Regions from separate parts of the Homo sapiens genome. Here region 1 is linked to region 2. Evidence: chromatin contacts called from ENCODE Hi-C data. All regions are on one chromosome and are shown on one strand. The core of a region is the stretch at or near the end of the contact, and the rest is flanking DNA. Distances in the headings are between cores, read along the strand shown.

Region 1 (3,494 bases), core at 508-3,007, 610 kb after region 2:
GAAGTACAAAAGAACTTCACCGAAGAAGCGTTGTTCTAATGGAAAAATGAGGGCAAAGAAATTAAATCTCCTTTAAGAAAACCACTTACTTAAAAAAATATGGCTTACATTTTTTAAGCGTTTTATCTCTGCTTTCTCCTCTTGTTCCTTCCTTCGTTTCTTTTCCTGAAGAATTTCATCTAAAGTTTTCACTTTCCAAGAGTCCTTTTCATCACCCATTTGAGTTAAAACACTGCAAAAAGAAAAATAATTCAGCCTACATCAGGACACAGCAAGCTATGGTGCTGAACACTTGAACCTAGTCACTTTTGAGGGATTCAGAATAAATCCTCATTAAGAATAAGAAGTTGTGCCCGGCGCAGTGGCTCAAGACGGTAACCCTAGCACTTTGGGAGGCCGAGGCGAGCAGATCGCTGGAGTTCCGGAGTTCAACACCAGCCCGGGCAACATGGCAAAACCTCGTCTCTACAAAAAATACAAAAGTTAGCCCAGTGTGGTGGCGCGTGCCTGTATTCCTAGCTACAGGAAGGAGGCTGCTAGAGGCAGGAGGATCACTTGAATCAGAGAGGTCAAGGCTGCAATGAGCCAAGACTGCGCCACTGCACTCCAGCCTAGATAACAAAGTAAGACTTGGTTAAAAAAAAAAAAAAAAAAAGGTAAGCTCTAGGCTGAGGCGGGTGGATCACAAGGTCGGGAGGTCAAGACCAGCCTGGCCAACACGGCGAAAACCCTGTCTCCACTAAAAATACAAAACTTAGCTGGGCGTGGTGGCGGGTGCCTGTAATCCCAGCTACTCGGGAGGCCGAGGCAGCAGAATCGCTTGAATCCGAAAGGCGGAGGTTCCGGTGAGCCGAGGTCGCGTCACTGCACTCCAGCAAGACCCCGTCTCAAAAAAAAAAAAAAAAAAAAAAAAAAAAAAAAAAACAAGAATGATAAGTTGTAAGCCAGGCAAGGTGGCGAGCGCCTGTAGTCCCATATACTCTGCAAGCTGAGATGGGAGACCGATTGAGCCCAGGAGTTCCAGGCTGAAGTGCGCTTGTGAACAGCCACTGCGCTGCAGCATGGGCGACAAAAAAGAGTGATGGGTTCTGAAAAATGACCGCTTGAAATCAAGTCTCGTTTCTGTCATTCTTGTATGGTCTTGGGTAACGTAATTCACCTCAGTTCAGTCTTCCGTACAACCAGAATAACAACACCTACGTGATAGTATCGATCGCGGATTAAAGATCATCCGTTTAAAGGCTCTTAACTCAGGACCTGCCACTCATCAAACACTGCTTTTACTGTCAGAATCTGCTAGAAAGACCGCTTGGACTACGTGAAGCCACTAGCACACTGGACAGCTGCACCTTGAGACCGGGGAGATGCTCCGAGATGTGCTCGCGAACAAGGCCACCTGACCCGGGCACTGGGCTATTTCCTCGGGTTCAGTCCCGCACACTTGAGGTTCAGCCTGGCAGACGTTGGCTCCAGACAGCGTTTGGACCCGCCGCCTCCACCACCCAAAGTTCCGTGCGGGATGAGACTGTCCGCGGAAGCGAGGGTGTCGCTCGCCCCCGGGCCCGGGTCCGCCCCGCTCCGAGGCCTGCTCGGAAGAAAGACCTCGGTGCGCAGTTCTCGTCGCGCTCCCACACCTGGTCCGCCCAGTCGGAACTCACCCCTACGGGGCCGCGGCCGGTCCCTGAGCCTGAGAAGAAACAGCAACCGGCGCTCGCCAGAAGTATCCTCACTTCCTGTGTTGACGCCTAATGATGATATAATAGCCGACCTCTGGCCCAGAACTCAAGACGACAGGGGCTCGCTCTGTGCGGCACTTCCTGTGTCTGCGCGGGATGATGACGCATAAAACAGCGCTTGCTCAGGTCCAGGACTCCAAAAGAAACTGCGCCGTGAGCTGCACTTCCGACTTCGGCGCGGGCCGGGGCGCCGAGCAGAGCGACGCCGACTTTTGGAGCAGTTTGCGCCTGCGCGGAACGCGTGGCCGGCTTCCGGAATCCTACCGGGACTTTTCCGGTAGCGAAGCCCGCGCCTGTGCCAAGGCTTGCGAGCAGAATGCCTTCGCGATGGACGCCCGCATTCCACCCCCTTGACCGCTGGGACCCCTAGTGGCGGGTGGGTGGAGCGCGCTCCATTTACCTGCTGGTTACCTCGTGAGGCGCCTCAGGTCTGTGTGTCTTGTAAAGGCCGATCTCGGAATTTAACTCTGAACCTTACTCAGAAACAAAGCAGGGAGAGCTCTTACGATGTGATTTTATTTTATTTATTCATGTATTTACTTTTGAGTCGGAGCCTTGCTCTGCCGCCCAGGTTGGAGTGCAGTGGCGTGGTCTTGGCTCACTGCAGCCTCCTCCCGGGTTCAAGGAATTTTCCTGCCTCAGCCTCCCGAGTAGCTGGAACCACAGGCCCGCGCCACCACGCCCGGCTAATTTTTATATTTTTGGTAGAGACGAGGTTTCGCCATATTGGCCAGGCTGGTCTCGAACTCCTGACCTCAAGTGATCCGCCTGCTTCGTCCTCCTAAAGTGCTGGGATTACAGGCGTGAGCCACCGCGCCGGGCCTTTTACAATGTGATTTTGAAGCTGACACTGGCAGTGGGTCCTCAAAGTGCAGACTCACTGGGTATGGTGCTTCCCCCAACTCCCAGGGCCCCACTCCAAACCCATGGATTCAGAGCATTGCAGGAGAAGAGGATAAAACGAGCAATTAATTCCCTTTCCATATGTCAGGTTTTCCTCTTGCCTTGAAAAGTCACAGAAAAATGCTTTAGACATCTGAATCTCAGGAAACAAACAATGGAAGATAAACATCCGCATTTACTGGGCCTGAAATGGGAAAATGAAAGATGTGGCAAGAAACTGACAAGGGCCCAAGAAGGGCGATGGGTATCGGAATTCTTTTCATCCCGGAATGAAATGCTGCTTGCTTTGTGTACCCAAGCTCTTTTTTTATTTTTATTTTTTTGAGACGGAGTCTCGCTCTGTTGCCCAGGCTGGAGTGCAGTGGCGCGATCTCGGGTCACTGGAAGCTCCGCCACCCGGATTCACGCCATTCTCCCGCCTCCACTCCATTCGCCCGCATTAGGCTCCTGAGTACCTGTGACTACAGGCGCCTGCCACCATGCCCGGCTAATTTTTTTTTTATTTTCGGTAGAGACGGGGTTTTACCGTGTTAGCCAGGATGGTCTCAATCTCCTGACCTCGTGATCAGCCTGCCTCTGCCTCCCAAAGTGCTGGGATTACAGGCGTGAGCCACCGCGCCTGGCCTCCCCCAAGCTCTTAATGTTGCTTCCTGAGTTCTTGGTAACTGGGGAAATCTCCCTATTTTTTTATTTTTATTTTTTTTTGAGACGGAGTCTTGCTCTGTCGCCCAGGCTGGAGTGCAGTGGCGCAATCTCGGCTCACTGCAAGCCCCACCTCCCGGGTTCAACGCCATTATCCTGCGAGCCTCAGCCTGCCGAGTAGCTGGGACTACAGGCACCCGCCACCGCGCCTGG
Region 2 (3,569 bases), core at 916-3,415:
TTTTTTTTTTTGAGATGGAGTCTCGCTCTGTCACCCAGGCTGCAGTGCAGTGGCGCAATCTCGGCTCACTGCAACCTCCGCCTCCCGAGTTCAAGCGATTCTCCTGCCTCAGCCTCCTGAGTAGCTGGGACCACAGGCGCCCGCCACCATGCCCGGCTAATTTTTGTATTTTTATCAGAGACGGGGTTTCACCATATTCGCCAGGCTGATCTCAAACTCCTGGCCTTCTGATCCGCCCCCCTCCCCCCACGGCCTTGCAAAGTGCTGGGATTACAGGTGTGAGCCACCGCGCACAGCCAGGGCCGCCTTCTCTTACCAGCCAAATGTCCCTGGTAGAGGGGGGCCCCTCTTCTGCCCTGCTCATGTCTGACTAGCTACCTACTGTAACGGGCCACAGGTGCTTGCCCCCATGCCTGGATAATATTTTTTATTTTTTATAGAGACGAGGTCTCCCTATGTTGCCCAGACTGGTCTCAAGCGATCTCCCACCCCAGCACCCACAGCGCTAGCTGTTCTTTAAATGAGCTACCCAGTAAGTCAAAGCTCAGGTGGAGAGCAGCCGCAAGGCAGGGAGCAGCTGGGAGGTATCTCAGGGGTTCCCGGGATGCTGCCTGTGCACCCCAGGGCTGAGGTGACTGCGTGTGGAAACACCTGCCTGACTGGCTTTTAGGAGGAGTACTGGGGGCGGGATGTGTGTCAGGAAAACAACGTTTCTGTATAATTCATAAACATGTATGTTAAAAACAACGTGGCCATGACGGATCCTGGCTGAATGCAAACGGGGAACATAAACCTGAGTAATCAGGCGCATCACTGAACATCCCAGGCGGCCGCCCCTACCCTGGGGCTCAAAACCGGCTCCCTCTGCGAGGGTTTCCCAGGTTAAGCCATCAGGAAACAGGAAGACGCCTAAGAACGATACACTGGACTTTGGGGACTCGGAGGGAAGGGTGGGAGGGGGACAAGGATAAAAAGCTACAAATAGGGTGCAGTGCGTACTGCTCGGGTGATGGGAGCACCAAAATCTCACAAATCACCACTAAAGAGCTTACCCATGTAACCAAGTAACCAAACACCACCTGTACCCCAGTAACTTACGGAAAAATAAAAGAGGAAGACGCAGCTCTGCCTTCTCTGCACACCCTGGTAATACTAAGAAAAATGAAAACCAAAAAAAGGAGGCCAAGTTTGACATCCTGAAATTTAACAGGACGAGGCGGCTAAGAATTCAGCCACAAAATAGTTCCCGGGGAAGAAGCCGCGTTTGCTTTGAAACGCGGTAAGAAATGCCCCCGAACACCTGGGCTTAAATTACACCCAAACTCAATCATCGACTCGCTGCCACCGGAACACGCGCTCCCGAAAAACTGCACCCCGACTAGCCCTCGGCTACTCCAGGTGACAAACGGACAAAAACAAATCCTAAAGCCTCGCGGGAAAAAGACCTGAATCGTGGCCGACTTCTAGGACACCGGGGACCGCGCCGGTGCCCCCACTCCCGGCTGCCGGGAAGGCGAGGCGAACGCGCCCCCTTTCTTCCCCCGGGCGCCCGTCCCATCCCCTCCCCAGGGACCCCCTCCCTGCCCCGAGAACCCCCTCCCCTCCCCAGGTGCCCCCTCTCCCCCAGAGACCCCCTCCCCTCCCCAGGGACCCCCTTCCCTGCCCCGGGAACCCTTCCCCTCCCCAGGGACCCCCCTCCCTCCCCAGGGACCCCCTCCCCTCCCCAGGGACCCCCTTCCCTGCCCCGGGAACCTTTCCCCTCCCCAGGGACCCCCCCTCCCCGCTCCGGGAACCCCCTCCCCTCCTTAGGGACCCCCTCCCCACCCCTCCCCGGGGTCCCCCTGCCCTCCTCAGACGCCCCTTCCCCTCCCCAGGCGTCCCGCTCAGCCCGGGCGCCTTTCCCCCATAGGACCGCGGCCAGGCTCGTTGGGAGGCGGCGACGAGGACGCGGGCCCAGGCGCTGGCGGCTCCTCCGCGCGCCGCACAATGGGGGACGCGCAGGGAACGTCCCTCGGGCCGGGCCAGGGCCGCCGACCTTTGTCTGCCTCTCGCACTCCCTGCGCCGACCCGGCCGCCCAGACGGACCCCAGCGCCCCAACCCGCTACCCTCACGCCTGCCCCCAGCCCCTCACTCACCCCGGCGCCCTCCGGGTTTCTCTTTCGTACACCCCGCCCTCAGGCGGTGGCGCCGCGCCCCCTGGGACTTGTAGTCTTTCTTCCGCCCCGGCCCCGGCGCCAGGCCCCGCAGCTCCCAAAGAAAACTACAACTCCCGGCGGCCCGCGCGAGAGCCGCCCTCGCCTGGTGGTACCATCGCGCGCGGCCGTGGGTGGGGCGCCGGGGCGGGGCGCGAAGCGCCCTGGGAAATGTAGTCCTAGAAGAACCAGCGCATGTCTCGGGTCCCTGACACGGAGGGACTACATTCCCCCGGATTCCTCGCGCGCCGGCTGCTTGGCGTTGCCGGGAGACGGGGCGGGGCGTCGTCGGGGTCTCCCGGGCGACCGCACAAGCGTCGGCGTCCTTAGCGTTCCGCCGGTTTAGGCGGAGGCGGAGGCGGAGCGTTTGGGGGCGGCCGGGGCGGCTTCGGCTTCATCGGAGAAGGCGGCGCGGCTGCACCAGGTTTGGCCGCGGGCGCGCGGGGCCAGCGCCCTCCAGACCCACGGAGCGCCCCGAGCGCCTCGCGAGCCGCCGCCAAATGCGCCCCAGGTCCGCGGCCGGCGCCAGTGCTGGGACCTCGGCGGCCGGTGTCGGAGCGCGGCGGGAGAGACCCTGCCTTGGGTGCGGGACTGGGACGGCTCGGACCCAGAGGGCTCCCGGGGCTTCGCCTCTCGGACGGGTCAGGGCTCTGCGGTCTCAGGACGCTCCCCCGTGAGTCTCGGCGGCCCCGGGGTCTGGGCGGCGTCGCTGCCCCACAGGCCGGGCGCGTGGGTTTTTCCGGGGCTCTGCCTCTGAGCCACCCTCGGAGAAAAGACAGCTCTGTGCGTCCCGCGGCGCCCGCAGCTTTCGGCAAACATGTTTAAAGGAGCTCCCCGAAGGAACTGGGGACGTCCGTCCGCTCATCAAAGGCTTCAATCCTGTCGGTGTCCCCGGGCCCTCTCCTAGCTGGGCCAGCGCGCAGGGTGGGGGGGCGCTGCAGGTGTCGCGGCCCCCCCCAACCTCCGCAGACCCTTCCAACCCCTCAGACCCCCCAAAACCCCCAGATCCCCCAACCCCCCATATACCCCCAACCCCTCAGACCCCCCAACCCCCCAGACCCCCCAACCTCCCAGGCCCCCAGACCCCCCAGCTCCCTTGCTCCCGGGAGCTCCCAGGCCCGTCCTGCATGCGCCTTGGGGTTGTTCCTCCTTGATGGACGCCGCCTCCGGGTTCCATCCCAAGTTTAAATGCCAGAGATTTCAATGGAAATAAAGCCCCCATCTTAACAGCGTGAGGATGTTTTGTAAACAGTATTGGGGACAGCTGGGGAAGTCACATTTGTGTCTTCTCTTTAGAGGGACAGTGTTCGCCTGAGGGTCCATCCCAGGGTTCCCTCAGGGCCTCTGGAGGAGTTGATGCCACCAGTGTCTGGCCG

Evidence for each region. Hi-C counts contacts between places; a loop is a spot of excess contacts on that map. Pooled maps may share reads with other maps.
Region 1: a loop to region 2 is called in a pooled map, with 14 times the contacts of the local background. The contact joins the promoter of CDK11A here to the promoter of C1orf159 in region 2. A Hi-C loop is called at or near these places in 7 of 50 pooled maps.

The regions. Positions count from the first base shown.
Region 1 is chr1:1,722,600-1,726,093 of GRCh38, forward strand. CDK11A (cyclin dependent kinase 11A) reads right to left here and starts at 1,758. Exons shown (of 20, transcript NM_024011.4): 1 at 1,659-1,758; 2 at 109-232. The coding sequence starts at 219. RefSeq lists enhancers at 1,641-1,870, 1,851-2,690.
Region 2 is chr1:1,113,924-1,117,492 of GRCh38, forward strand. C1orf159 (chromosome 1 open reading frame 159) reads right to left here and starts at 2,166. Exons shown (of 10, transcript NM_017891.5): 1 at 2,137-2,166. RefSeq lists silencers at 1,857-2,456, 2,627-2,746, 2,787-2,836.